Regions from separate parts of the Mus musculus genome. Here region 1 is linked to region 2. A link is a contact called in ENCODE Hi-C or POLR2A ChIA-PET data. All regions are on one chromosome and are shown on one strand. Each heading gives the region's core, a stretch centred on a gene start or an enhancer-like site at or near the end of the contact. The rest is flanking DNA. Distances are from core to core; before and after follow the strand shown. Region 1 holds the start of Qsox2 (quiescin Q6 sulfhydryl oxidase 2). Region 2 holds the start of Ubac1 (ubiquitin associated domain containing 1).

What was found. Hi-C counts contacts between places; a loop is a spot of excess contacts on that map. ChIA-PET counts read pairs that join two places held with the same protein, here RNA polymerase II (POLR2A).
Region 1: a loop to region 2 is called in a map of gastrocnemius, with 2.9 times the contacts of the local background. The contact joins the promoter of Qsox2 here to the promoter of Ubac1 in region 2. A Hi-C loop is called at or near these places in 1 of 37 maps with a recorded cell type or tissue (gastrocnemius). POLR2A ChIA-PET finds 5 or more read pairs at or near these places in 1 of 5 experiments (embryonic stem cell).

Annotation. Positions count from the first base shown.
Region 1 is chr2:26,232,823-26,240,711 of GRCm38, reverse strand. Qsox2 (quiescin Q6 sulfhydryl oxidase 2) reads left to right here and starts at 3,313. Exons shown (of 12, transcript NM_001302956.1): 1 at 3,313-3,669. The coding sequence starts at 3,360.
Region 2 is chr2:26,018,785-26,026,023 of GRCm38, reverse strand. Ubac1 (ubiquitin associated domain containing 1) reads left to right here and starts at 4,264. Exons shown (of 10, transcript NM_133835.2): 1 at 4,264-4,627. The coding sequence starts at 4,490.

The sequences.
Region 1 (7,889 bases), core at 2,064-4,563, 220 kb before region 2:
TGCAAAATTGCCTCAAGTTCCACAGCACACCTCCCTTGCCCCCGCCCAGTCTATTTCATGGGGATTGGTGCTGAAATGTGGGCACAGTAGGGCTACACACACAGTATAGCCAGGATTTCCCCCGACCCGCCTTCCCTGGCTACAGAGCAGGTGCAGCATGCGTTAGCCTTGGCACAGTGTCCTTGAAGGGAAGCTGGCGATGGGAAACTAATGAGAATCAGGCCAGGCTGTCTGAAGATGGGCTGCAGCTGCAGGAGCCAAGTTGTAAAATTGCTCTTGTGGGCGGAGAGAAAGTGTATCTGCAGAAAGTGCTGGACACGTTTTATTTGCCCATGTGTTCGAGCAGGGTGCTTTGGCATTCAAACACATTGATCGTAGTAAGGCTTCAGTCCCAGGTCCCTCCCTCCAAGGTCTCAGGCTGTACCTGCCCTGGTTCTGATTCCTCATAACTACTTGGACCAATAAATCTTGACATGAGCCTCGGGAGAAGTTATTATTTTTCATAGAAAATAGTTATTTCTCAGTTAAAGCACACTTTTGATTTTCCTGTGATCTGTCTCTGTCAGTGCTTTGCAAACCAGTCTCTTTAGACCATGCTTTCAGCTTTCCACATGCCAAACTGTCACATGAATTTCCCAAGTCCCTGGGGCCCCATGCTCTCCTGCTCTACCATGACAGCCACTCTCATAAAACATATACAAAGGCCACTGGGGCTCTTACAAATGGTTGGGAACCATAAACTCCCTGGAAAGTGTATTCTCATCTTGCCTGCTGTCTGAGCCCTGCCCCAGGACTGGCTGCATGGGCTGGGACTACAGTGGACTTGTCATCAGTGAGACATAGTTCAGCAGTAGACATAGCTCATGTAGTCCCCAGCAACCTGCAGAGTCTCCTCAACTTTCAAAGATCCCCATCCAGGTAACACCAGATCCTTGACTTTGCCACAGATAAGAATTTCAGGATGGGCCAGATGGTAGTGAAGTCAGAGTTCATTAGGAAGAAAGCAACAAAAACTTCAGCATAGTAGTTAATAGAGAGATGCTTAGGGAAAAAATAAGGCACACCCAATCCTGGGTGTTGACTTCTCAAAGGAGAGTCATATCTAAGTGGCTTTGAAATAGCCATGTATAGGATTTCAGAGGCTATCAGAGTTTTTTGCTCAACAGATATCTAAGGGACTCTCCCTTCCTCTTCCTCTTTTCCCCTTTCCAATAAGTGAGATTATAGGATGGTTCTGAAGCCATCTGGATGGAATTACAATCTGGTAAAATAAAACCTTGGGCCACAAGGAGTTTAAGGAACTACTTTTCCTGTAAATGAGTTCCTTGTGAAATTCCTAGAAACCTGCAGGTTTAGATCGAAAAGACACAAACATGGCTTGCTGCTACTTTAACATCCTTATTTTAAAATGTTGTCTCTGTGTCAGCAAATGTTAACTGCATTGGAATTCTTGACTATCAGCTAGAGACAAGCGTCAGCCAATCTCCAGACTCTCTCATATCCCCTGAAGTTTCCTTATCCATCCTGCCTCAGACTTTCTTGCCTTCTGTGTAGAGTTGGGACCTGAAGATCAAGCTCTCCCATCCCAGGCTGGCCTTGTCCAGATCCTTTCCACATACAAACTGAGGGTCAAGAAGCCAGTCCTGCTGGGCATGGTGGCACACGCCTTTAATCCCAGCACTCAGGAGGCAGAGGCAGGCGGATTTCTGAGTTCGAGGCCAGCCTGGTCTACAGAGTGAGTTCCAGGACAGCCAGGGTTACACAGAGAAACTCTGTCTCAAAATTTAAACAACGACGACGACGACGACGACAAAGAAGAAGAAGAAGAAGAAGAAGAAGAAGAAGAAGAAGAAGAAGAAGAAGAAGAAGAAGAAGAAGCCAGTCCTACTCTCATGACTGCCTCCCCCCACCCTACCCCCAGGCAGTTTCCCTACCAGTCTCTCTGGTCCCTTGTCCTGCTTATTCATCCTCTGGTGACCATTAAAAATCAAATAGCTTCTCTGTATTTGTCTCCCAACCATGTCTCCCTGTTGCAGGATATTTGATCACAATGTAAACCCCAAGACTGTGTTATTTACTGAGAATAAAACCGGTTTCTAGTTGTGGTGTGGCTCAGCCCTTAGCACACACCTTTAATCCATGAGCTTTCTGTTTATTGTAAACAGTATAGATTAGATATAGATATAGATATAGATATAGATATAGATATAGATATAGATAGGCTTTTCAAGACAGGGTTTCTCTGTATAGCCCTGGATGTCCTGGAACTCACTCTGTAGACCAGGCTGGCCTCGAACTCAGAAATCTGCCTGCCTCTGCCTCCCAAGTGGTGGGATTAAAGGTATGCGCCACCACGCCTGGTTTATTGTAAACAATATTAAATAGGTCAAGAGGAAGAACAAGAGACCAGTTGACAGGGAGTGAAGTAGGAAAAACCGTACAGTGAGAGATCAGGTAGACAAACAGGAAGTAGAAGAGATTACATATTCTCTCTAGTGTTTGGAGAAAGCAGAACATTAGCATAGGAAAGTAGACTGAGTGATTGGAGAAGCCAGACATGGTGGTGCACATGTGTAATCCCAGTCCAGGGAGGCAGGAGGACAGATTCAGGCACATAGTGAACTCCATGCCAGCCTTAGAACCCTGTCTAAAAAAGAAGAGTCAGGTCTACCTCTCCTTTCTACCATCTTAGCAGGAAGCCAGCCAACTTTACCAGGTGGTTCTACTGTATCATGTGGGTTATAAAAAGGTCAAGGGATCATCGTGGATGTTTGAAGTTGACAGGTAAAATCATAGGTTGCATGTAAAATCTAGGATTCATGCTACATAAGAAATACAGGCATATAGCAAATATTTTTTCGATCTGTTTTTGTCCTATTAAATCTGCATTTCAGACTGAAAATCTTGGCCTGGTGTTTACTCAACATTCAACATGGCACGGGCTATTTCCCCTTGCTAAATCTGGCTACTTAGGCCCAGGACTTTCACTAGGTGAAAATTGCTTGCGGGTTTTAAGATTTTTAAGAGTTTTTTTTAATTGGGATAGGGCCAATGACCAGAGGCAGGGGCGGGGCCAGGAGCACAGGGGCGGAGCAGACTTAAGGAATGAGGCGGGGCCTACATTCTGGGGCGGGAACAATGTTCGGGGGCGGAGCAAAAAAGCGAGCTGTGCGGGACCTGGAATGACCAGTGCTGGGGAGGGGGGTCAAATTACGAGGGCGGGGCGAGAACGAAGAGTAGTGCCTGGGAAGATTAGCGGATTCGGGGGCGGGGCTAGTGCCTAGGGCGGGACCGGCGCGCGCAAGCACGTGACGCCGGTTGCCAGGGTGAAAGGTCAACGCGCCGGCGGCACTCCCAACATGGCTGCCGCCCGGGCTGTGGCGCGGGATCCAGGAGCTTATGCGCGGCAGCCACCGTCTCTTCGAGCCGCGCGGCTGCCGCGGCTGCTCTTCCTGCTGGCGGTGGTGGCGGCAGTGGGGCCCCGGGAGGGCGGCGGGGCGCGGCTCTACCGCGAGGGCTCAGACGCCGTGTGGTTGCTGGACAGCGGCAGCGTGCGGTCGGCCACGGGCAACAGCTCAGCCGCGTGGCTGGTGCAGTTCCACTCGTCGTGGTGCGGCCACTGCATCGGCTACGCACCCACCTGGCGAGCGCTGGCGGCGGACGTGCGAGGTGAGGGCCCCGCGCGCCGGTGGACGTTCCTCCGACGCAACAGCTACGTGGGCGAAGCCCCACAGATGGGGCCGATGGCTTTCCTGAGGTCGCCAGCTCAGAACACCGACTTCAACATGTCCCCAACCACTTATCCTAGCCACTACCCGATCAGTTTGACTTTCCCCATACCCAGCAATTGCATTTCAGAGGCTACCCTCTCCACTCAGGAAGGTCCCCATTCCTGTCAAACCTCAGCCTCGTTTGCTAGGTAGCCGACCATATGGTGGGCATTGGGCTGAGAAACTTAGATACCCACTCTGGGGACTGCTCTGCAACAGCAGAAAGTTTACAAAGCGTCTTCTTGCTGGGCTTCTGGGTCACTAGCCATAGCTTTCAGGAAATCTTCCCATATATGTTTAGTTACTCACCTTTGTAGAACTCAGACCCCTTGGAGCAGCTCCTGTAAATGGAATTTAAGTGGCCTTCCCAGCACTGGCTTACATTTGGCTTCACTGGCTTACAACTGTTGAACTAACCTCTAATTACAGATCTCTCAGGGCAAGACAACAAATTGTTACTCTTTTTCCTGCACCTTTGGTTTTAGGTCTGATGTTGAACACTGCTGTGTTCTTCTTAAACAGATTTGCAAAGAAGCCCTTTTTCCAAGTACGCAATTGCAGATGACTATTTTAAAATGTTTACCCTCTCTTTCCTCATTGTTGGGGCACTTTGACTTATATTTTTTTATTTTTTTGAGACAGTTTCATGACGTTGTCCAGGCTGGCCTTGAATCCATTGACCTCTGCTTTGGTCCTTATGTAGAATCTAATGACATTGTTCTCTTGGGTCGTAAGTTTTCTTTTTCTTTCTTCTTAATACTTAATTTGTTTTGAATTACATGGGCGTGGGTGTGTGCAGGTGAGTGCAGTTTCCCTTGGAAGGCAGAGGTTTTGGATTCCCTGCAGCTGGAATCAGAGGTGGAGGGAGCTGGGAATGACACTCCAGACTGAAAGAGCAGTGTGTGGGGTTTTCTTTGTTTGCCTCTTTATTTATAGTTTTTCAAGCCAGGGATTCTCTGTGTAGTCTTGGCTGTCCTAGAACTCACTCTATAGACCAGGTTGGCCTTGAACTCAGAAAGATCCGCTTGCTTCTGCCTTCTGAGGGCTGGTATTAAAGGCGAGCACCCACAACACCCTGATGCAGTCTGTGCTTTTAAACTTTGAGCCATCTCAGTTTCCTTAAGTCCTTGACAAGCACTAGCCAAAAGTGAGACAAGACAGTGAAAAGACAGTTTATACACTGGTTTTTTGTGGGGGTTTTATTTTTATTTTTTGCCACTCAATAGAGGAGAGGATTTTCCATTTCTTAATGCTTGTTGGTGGACCTGCAGGTGACCCTGGCAAGACTTGTTGGCAGCTTTTTTGCTTATATCAGTTCTGGCTTTCAATCTGGTAGCTAACTTGTACAAGCCACATCACGTGTTATAAGCTGGCTCTTCTATTAACCAAACCAACAGAGAGTGCTGCAGTTGTCCCCGGAATTTGAAAGGAAGAACAGTTCCAAAAGTGCCACAGTAAAAATGCACAGCTAATGCTGTGGTTGGCTTAGTGAACTGCAGTTGTCTTTAAAGAGTGACTGGTGCCTAGAAGATGGGGCAAGGTGTGGTGAAAGTGAAAGCTGACTGGCAGGGGCAGGTGAGGGCCTGAAGAGGGGTGCAGGATGTTGAGGGCAGAACTGCCTGAGTCAGGATGTCAGAGGCTCCTGAAGCAAGTCACCTGAGGACTTGGTAGGTGCTAACCCTAGTGTTATCAGTCCCAGCCTAGGCTGCTGGGTGGATCCTAACTTCTGGAGGTGTCTGGTCACCTGTTGTAAGGGATCCTGCCTAACTGCAGGATCCCTTACAACACCTACAGAAGTGATGACATCCCATGTGATGCCTGTCATGTTGGACAGCTTCCCCAGGAAGCTTCTGACTCTCACTCCAGTCCTCCTGTGACAGTGACCTCAGTACCTTCCGTGCCTTGCCTTGTAGACTTGTGTGTAGAATATGGGAAGCACTAGACCTTCTGCCTGGCCTCCACTTGGCTATGCTTCCTGCTGGCTTCCTGCCTGGGTGATCTAACAGGACAGAGGGTGCTTAGGGGTAATCAGTCACCTGTGAGTTGGACATGCAGGCCTTGTATTGGGTCCTCCCCAGTAGTTTCTTCCTGCCTCCATGAAATAGCACCTAGTGGCTTCTCCTAGTCCCGACCCTAGTCTCTGGTTGGACTGGCTGTGTTGCCATGGTTGACAATTAGCTAGAAGGTACTTTATGCTTGTCTTCCTGCTCCTCAATCTTTTCTAATTGAATGAGCAGCTGGAAAAGGTCGTGGGGGTTGGGGTGGGGGTGGGGGTCCCCAGCTTGTGTCTGGAGGGAGGGCGTCCTCAATCTTGTGTCTTAGGTTGAGGACACCTGCCACTTCCTCAAAAACGTATGGTGAAGTTTTTTTCTCTTCTCTGACTTTGCGGGGAAATAGCGGTTTTCCTTATGACAGATAGGCTAACAAAAGATCTACTGTTCAGTGGATCCAAAGGCCATTCTCATATTTATGTGGCTCTGGCTTGGGCCTTTCTTATCTTAAGTATTTCCCAGAACAAACCCTGCTCTGTTGAAATCTGTTATCTCAAACTGTCATGTTTAGCACAATCTGAGTTGGCAGTTGACACCTGCACTTATTCTCCTGGGCACTGAAGGATTTCTGTAGAGACCTAGGAGAACAGGAGTGTGCCCTGAAGCCTGTGCCCCTAAGCTCTTGGTGACCTCGGGGCTCTTTCTCTCCCCTTCAGTCCTCCGTGGAGAGAGAACACATCTGTGGTTGCCCCTAAAGTTGTTGGTGAAGGACTTGAAAGGAGACCTGGCAGGTACTCACCACAGCATCTAGAATGTGTCCAGAGCTGTCTGGCAAGGAGGTGTTTAGTCTCTGATATTGCAAATAATGGTACCAGGTGACAGACAGGCCACGTGATTCCAGAGCCCCTTTGGCTCACTTCCTGTGTCCCTCTAGAGGACATTGCGAATTGAGAGTAGGAGATGTTGGACAGGTGGCTAGGCACAGAGTGTGTTATCCACAGGCAGAAACACAGGTGAGTGCTCTGTCACTGCTGCCAGCGGTAGTGAGGCCTTCATGCCTCCCCTCTGTTCCTCCTTCCCATGGCGCCCGGTGCCTTCTGCTTGCACAGGCTATTGAAGATGGCTGCTTAGTATTTGCAGAGTGCTCATTATCCATGAGAACAGGCAGAGGGACACTGGGGACAGCAGTTGCTGAGGAGTATGGTAGAGTCCAGAGTCCTGGAAACTACAGATGGCAGAACCAAAGTAACTCTTTTTTTTTTTTTTAAGATTTATTTATTTATTATTATATGTAAGTACACCGTAGCTGTCTTCAGATGCACCAGAAGAGGGCGTCAGACCTCATCACGGGTGGTTGTGAGCCACCATGTGGTTGCTGGGAATTGAACTCAGGACCTTCGGGAAGAGCAGTCAGTGCTCTTACCCGCTGAGCCACCTCTCCAGCCCCCCAAAGTAACTCTTAACACAAGGGTATAAAAAGTAAGGACTGCTTAGAGAACCGTGGGGTCGCTGGTTCCCATAGCCAGGGCAGTGGAAGAGAGTAGTGTCTCCTCCGGTCAGCTCAGGGGCTCTGCAGGCCACTGCAGGATGGGTGCTTACCCTTCAGGAGCCTTTGCACATTTCAGCAAGGAGAGGGAGAAAGGATTTGCCGTGTAGCCCAGTCTTGTCTTCAAAGCTGGAATCCTTTTGCGTTTGCTTTTTGATGTTGGGGTTACAGGTGTGCACTGCCTCACCCAACTGTATAGATAGATTTAGGCCAAAGTTTGCCTAAAGCCAGAATGAGGAAGGATCCGTACCAGGAGGCTTTTGTGGCCCACGGCTTTTCAGCCCAGGGTATGACGGTGTTCCCAGCCTGGCCAGCTTTCCCCTTTCAGCTGTTTTCCTCCTCGGCCACAGGGGGCCTCAGGTCCTGTGATCTCACCCTGGTTAGCACTGCACAGAGGCTGATGGTCATTTCTCAGTAATTTCTCACTAGCCCTAGCTAAGGTTGTATGAACTGCTCCCGGTACCCACTCAGTAGAGGTGGGGTGGGCTGGCACTGAGAGAACTCTGTCCTAGCTACCTCCTGTCCCTGGAGGACTCACGTTCTGTCCCTCCAGTGTTCCTTGATGACATGGGTTCCCTCCGT
Region 2 (7,239 bases), core at 3,015-5,514:
TAATACTTCCTGTTTGCGGCCCCTTAACGGGTGCATTTTAATGTAATAATTAATTAACCTTGGGGATCACTCACATTTCACAACTCCTGATGCTGTGGCTTGGGGGTGGGAGGTTCTTTCTGCCTCATTTCTGTCCACCTTGGGCACTGGATCCTTGGGGCTGACCTCCCGGGGAGCTGAGAGGTCAAAATTGAGCCCAAATGTCACTGGGAGGCGGGGGCTTGTATGTGCAGAATGGGGTAGCATAGGGAGGATAGGGGACAGCAACACAGTCCTGTGCTAGTAAGTGCCCACGGCCTCTCCGCTAGTGCTGCAACTTGAAGGTCCCCAAACTCATGCCCACTTGGAACCCGAGAATATGGCTTTGAAGGAGGGGGTCTTTAGGTCCTTTGGTTTAAGATCTCAGATGAGCTTGTTCTAGTTTGGGTGGTGCTGATTCAATAACGGGTTTCCTTATAAGAGGAGAGAACACGCCAGGCGGTGGCGGTGCACGCCTTTAATCCCAGCACTTGGGAGGCAGAGACGGACAGATTTCTGAGTTCAAGGCCAGCCTGGTCTACAAAGTGAGCTCCAGGACAGCCAGGGCTACACAGAGAAACCCTGTCTCAAAAAACAAAAAACCAACCAACAAAACAAAACAAACAAACAAACAAAAACCAAGAAAGAAAGAGGAGAGAACACGAAGACTCAGCAGGGAATAGTCCAGCTATATGAGCCAAGGTTAAGGGTGTCCAGGGCTGAGAGAGCCGCTGGGAGGGGCCTGGGATGGCCAGTCCCAATGGGAACTTGATGCTGATCACGAATCCCCAGCACAGGTGAGAAAACATTCCTGTTGTTTCGAGCCACAGGCTCCTTTGTGGAGCTGTAGCTATCCCAGGACACTCTAACCGTGGTCAGCCATGGTGGCTGGTGTTTAGGCAGCTCAGGAAGGCCTTGGGGTGAGGGTGGGGTGGGGTGGGGGGATAGGGGCTCTTTAGAAGCTGAATCAGATGACCTGGTACTGGCTTTGTCTCCCCTCTCTCCTATTGTAAAGTGTTGGACCAGAGATACACTTCTCAAACTGGATCCCCTCAGTGCACCACAGGGGAGCATGGAAGCATGCCCTTCTATTTCCTTCACTTGTTGCCTGGAAAACACAGTTATCCTTCATGGCCCATTCCCAGCAACCTCCTCTGGTGGTGCTGCTCCTCAGTGCTCTACACATCCCATTCTGCAGGTTGCCAAGCCTTGGGGTTCCAGGTCGAACCCACACCTGCACACCTGCACACCTGCTCACCTGCTCACCTGCACACCTGCTCCTGCGTTTATGTTCACCACCTACCAGTACCATACATACTGGTATTCCTACAGACACAAACACACACCAGCATACTCCCATATAAATGCATTCATATACATCTGTACACAAACATATGTACATCCATATACATGCTTACACAGTATGCACATTCATTCCATACAACCAGCCAACTCACAAATACCTGCTCTGAGCTGACAGTGGCTTATTCGCGCCTTCTAGTGGTCTGCTCCAGGTATTGCAGTATCCCCCTTTTTTGGTAAAATTTGCAGTGTGGGGACTCTGTCCTGTTCATGACTAGCAGAAGCATTTGTATCAGAGCTGATGCCCTTTTTGCAGGGAGAGCCTTCCCACCTTGTCTACCATAGCTAATGCCAACACAACATGTACTACATTACAACATAACATGTACATGACACTACACAGGGCATGTTTCCCCAGGGTGCTTGCCAGGGCAGAGGGTAGGAGGCCATGGGAAGGAGGGCCATGTTCCTGTCAGCCACCTCCTCCTGTGAACTCTTGGTGCTGGAGTGGAACCAGTACCTGGTGTGGCAGCCATCTTGCCACAGATCTGCCAAGACTGGCTCTCTGGTTCCTAGATGGGCCCTGGACCTGTCATACTCAGACCAATTGAGATGGAGAGCTGACTGGCTCTGGGAGCATCTGACTTGTTCTGTTCTTGAAAACCATATAGATAGGAAGGTGACCCTAAGGGTGTAAGTAGTGTTACAAGCTACAGGTTGCTTGGATCTTACTTGTCAAGCTTTGTGAGGTAGGGCCTGGACTAGGGGATCCAGTGTGAAGGTAGTACTGTGTTTGCCTAGGTGGGCCCTGTGTTGAATGAACTTCCGACTTTTACCTAGTCTTCTTGGCCAGTGGAGATTCTGAGAGAGCCCCTAGGGACCACTCTGTACATTTCTTTTTTTCCTCTGGGGTGGCTAAAACTAATTTCTGTTGCTTTAATTAAGAGTCTTCGGGCTGGTGAGATGACTCAGCGGGTAAGAGCACTGACTGCTCTTCCAAAGGTCCTGAGTTCAAATCCCAGCAACCACATGGTGGCTCAAAACCATCCGTAACGAGATCTGACGCCCTCTTCTGGAGTGTCTGAAGACAGCTACAGTGTACTTACATATAATAAATAAATAAAATAAATAAATAAATAAATAAATAAATCTTTAAAAAGAAAAAAAGAGTCTTCAGAGCCTTGTCTGGCTGGCCCATCGCAGGAAAACAGGATCTGCCAGCCAAGGAACTTCACTCAACCCTCCCCGTTGCATCCCCAGCATAAACAGCAGGTACTCTACGAGCACGCGCCTTCCTATAGGCAGGCAGGGAGGGGACAGCATGTTCTCTGAAGCAGAGACTGAAACTGGACAAGGTACAGAATGGCACCAGATGGGCAGAAGCTGAGTCTCCATGCAAGCTCCTTGCCTTAGCCCAGCTGGTGAGTAGAGGGAGATGCATTCTCCCTTGAATACTGCATGAGCACCCACAGAGCTGTGCCTGCCGGGCTTCTGTAGTAAGGCTGACCTGGGAGGCTGGGCAGCCTATCCTTCCTCATAGTGCTCTGAGGGGTATCTCTGTGTTCACATAGAAGCCTGGAGGTTTTGGAGGAGAGGATCTGTTGTCTCCAGCTCCAAAGGGACCTCATACACACATTGCAAAGATCACTGTCTCCACAATTCCTTCTGCTCACTTCACTCTTGGGAATCCTGGAGAGCCAGATCAAGCATATGGAAGGGACTTGTCCCGTGTCCCTCTGGGTACTTCTTTCAGTATATCCAGTGGTAGGATGCTGAATGGGCTATGTGGAAATACTTGCAAACATTCTTATTATGCCCTAGGTGGCACCATGACAGGCTTCCAAGAGAAAGAGGACATTAGGCCTCTGAAGACTGGGGCTTAGTAGCCTAGGCTTTGGACAAAGAGCAAGGGGTTTGTTGGGGAGAGGCCTGGGGAACTTGAAGACCAGCTGGAGGGGCCTCAGACCCACTCCTCACAACCCTTATTGCTTAGTTCTGTACCATCTGCCAAGACACAGATCTGTGGCAAGAGCTCATGGATCTTGTCAAAGATGACTATGAACTTGAACTGTTCCTCCTACCTCCACACCACCATTCCTGGATCACTAATAATTATGATATTATTTATTTTTTATTTGTTTTTTTTTAGCTTAAAAAGATTTATTTTGTAAGTATTGTGCTTACATATATGTATCAACAGTGTGTCTGATCTTCAAGATAATTCTGAAGCACCATTGTGGGTTCTGAGAAACACAGGATCCTCAGCAAGAGTAGAAAGTAATCCTAACCACCGAGCCAGGGCCCCCCATCCCGTATGTGTGAGTGTGTGCGCGCATGCGTGTGTGTGTGTGTGTGTGTGTGTGTGTGTGTGTGTGTGTGTGTGTGTACGCACGCGCATTTGTATGTGTTTTATGCAGGCTTGTATTCCAGAGTGGTTCTGAACTCATTATGTAGTCAAGGATGACCTGTTTGACCTTCTGGTTCTGCCTAAACGTTCAGGATTATAAACCTGTGCCAGGCGTATGCTGCGCCGAGGAGCAAACCCAGGGCTTTGTGCATGGCATACAAGCACTTACAACTGTGACACATTTCTAGTGCCCTGACCCAGACGTATTATCTTGTGTACTTGACTCCGGAGCCCTTTTCAATTCCAACAGACCAGCAAATCAGGTAACAAGGCTGGGAGGTGCTGAAGGAATGAGGTATATGGAGAACTACAACTCCCGGTATGCATCTGACCCACCTCACACATTAATTTTTGGTAAGGGGGCCGTGAGCCTGCCTGGGAACGACAACTCCCGGCGTGCCTTGGTGCACTTTACCTATTTCCGGCGCGGTGCGGGCGGGGGGTGCGGGGGGTGGGGTGGGCAACAGCAGAATGCCTGCCAAAAAAAAACCACATTTCCCGGCATACCCACGGGCGCTCATTACGCACTTCCGGCGCGGCTGCGACCGCGCGCTCCGGGCGGCTACGGCGACACGGGCAGTGGCAGCAAGGGTACAGCTCCTGCCCCTTCAGTGACGGGCGGCGGAGCTGACAGGAGCCGGGGCGGGGCGGCGGCGGCCAGCGAAGGAGCGCACGGCGGCCCGGCCCCGCCCCTGGTCCTCCCGCCAGCCTCAGTGACCTTCACTGGTTCGGGCGGCGGGTGCAGGCCCGGGCGGCGGCGCGATGTTCGTGCAGGAGGAGAAGATCTTCGCGGGCAAGGTGCTTCGGCTGCACATCTGCGCAGCCGACGGCGCCGAGTGGCTGGAGGAGGCGACCGAGGACACATCGGTGGAGAAGCTCAAGGAGAGTTGCCTCAAACATGTAAGGCCGAGCTCCTTACGACCCAGTTCCACCTCTGCCTCCGTTCTGAAAACCAGAAACCTAGACTTATGTCCCAGACTCCGCCCCAGTCCCCAGCCTTCTGGTTGCCCCGACACTCCTATCTCTACCTAGACGCCAGATTTTCGCTTCTTCCTGGACCGGTCCCCAGTCCCTGCCGTGCAGCCCGCTGCTCCCAGCCTTCGCTCCTCCGGGCCTGGGCAGCGCCTTCCGCTCCTCCAATCACAAACCTAGTGCTCAGAGAAGAGCATCTGGCCCCCGCTGTTGAGCGAGCTTTATTTAATTTCTGCAACGTGCTAGGGAGGTGAAGGCGAGAGTGAACAGAGACTGGGAGAGGCAAAGGCAAGGGATCATGGTTTTCTAGCCTTGGGGCTTGCCTGCTGTTGGGATGAGCTTTTAGTTTCCTCCAGAAGCTGGAAGTAACTAGATCCCATTATAAGAGGACTGGCTCCTTGCCTGAGGAGCCAGCTGCTAGGAGCCCATGGCCGGGACTTGACACTTAGCAGTAGTCACTTAAAATAGTGTCACTGTGGGACAAGTTCCTTGGCTTCTACTTTCTATTGGGGCAACAGTTGATTGAGTGGGAAGGTCCAGGATGACTGTCTCCTGCCAGCAAGTGGCATTTGTTAAGTTTACTTACATTCAGTGAACGTTGTACTATAGTTAGCCTTTTAGTTTTAGTTAAGTCTTGGAATTAGTTCTTGAAGCCTTCCTGGCTCTAACTGCTCCCAGTTGAAGATGAAACAGATGTCTGTTAGACACTGGTAGCCTATGGAAGCACCATGCCAGACAAGATTAGTGCCAGATAGCTTTTTAGAGGGGACTCTTCGGAAAGTTAGGGATCTACAGCAGTAGGTTGTGTTAAAGTTCAGCATTGTGTTTCCTCTAAAGGCAGTCTTCAAGTTACTATAGCAGCTGCTTGCAAAGGGTAGTTTATCATCTGTGTGCCTTTGTGTAGTCAGTGTGTAATGTCAGGCAGGCTCCAAGAGATCTGTTTCAAGCCCCTCTTCTGCAGTGCATTAGATGTTGAGTAACCGTGGGTCTCAGTGTCTGTGGTTCACCTCAATGAGGCTCACATACAGGACAAAATGTATTTTAGACTGCCCAAGGAGTCCCCAACCTTTAAGCTTGTGTTGAGCCTGTGGATTTTCTCAATAGCAAGACCCAGAGGCTCAGCAGAAGCTTAAAGACTGGGGCCTCCTTGGGCATCTAGACTGTTCCCTAGCATCCATGCTGGCCTAGTACTATGCTGTGTCATCTCCTAGGTCAGTTCCTCGGGGGCTGAGCTTGGAGTAACTTCAAAGTCGGTGTAAGGATTGAAGGAATGAAAGGTGTCAGCCTCAAACCACATGAGCATGGGATGTCACCTTCACTGCTGTGATCTCTTGCCTAACTCACTTGTGGTGTGGATATACGTAATGAGCATGGCAGTATTCTATGAAGGGGGTAGGGAGATGATTCACAGATGCTTGCTAATACATTTTAGGGGCAGTATGGTTAGGCTTAGGCAGCAGGTTTTGATATGATGCTAATTATTTGTGATGTTTAATATTCCAGTTGATATTGGAGTTGTATCATTTTGACCATTTTTGTCATTATTCTTGTTTAAATTGAGACTATTCTACTCCACATTTTCCAGGGCAGAGGGCTGAAGCAGCAGGAGAATTTCACAGCATTCTAGATCACAGGGCTGGAGAGCAGAGGCATTAGAACTGACCCACCTCCGGGTCCCATCAGCTCTAGGAGTCACACTGCATTTATTAGAAAAGATGATCTTCTCGTTGTACCTGACTGTAAACCTGTCATGCACAAGATACTTTATCCTGACCTGACTTCCATGTTCTTTATTGTCCTGTGCACCCTGGTTACTGGGGTTGTTATCACTATTATTTTTTCTTCTTTCCTCTCTTCCAGAGGGGTATGATAGAGTTTTTTAAAAAATTTTTTCTCCCACAGCACTCCTGGGAATTTACAGCTGTATCAAGGAGAGGCTTGTTATTTAAATTCTTAAGGAAATAGATTTGGTTTTTGCCTCCCCCTTTTTGTTTTACCCAAAGTGACTTCACCATGCTATTGCCCAGCTTCCACTGCCGGTATCTAGGAAAGGGGCACAGTGAGTCCTCTTTTCTAAAGGGGGTTAGTGGAAGTCTGGGGTGATGGAGCTGTGGTGTGGAGGAGCTTTTCTGTAGTGTACCATCTGGATGAAGCACATGAATTCTCCTTCAAAGCCTAAACCGTCCCAGGTCCTGTGAAGAGTTAGCCCCTGTTATCTTTTTTTTTAAAGATTTATTTATTCATTTAATGTATATGAGTACACTGTTGTTGTCTTCAGACATCAGAAGAGGGCATCGGATCCCATTATAGATGGTTGTGAGCCACCATGTGGTTGCTGGGAATTGAACTCAGGACCTCTGGAAGAGCAGTCAGTGCTCTTAACCACTGAGCCATCTCTCCAGCCCCCATGACCTGTTATCTTTCCATGATGTACAGTACTAGATATGAGCAGAAGCTAATGACAGACACCTCTGGGATATGTGCACGTGAAGATAGGGTTGTGGTGGTGTGTAGTGTGACGACCTGTGTCATGTCTTGTT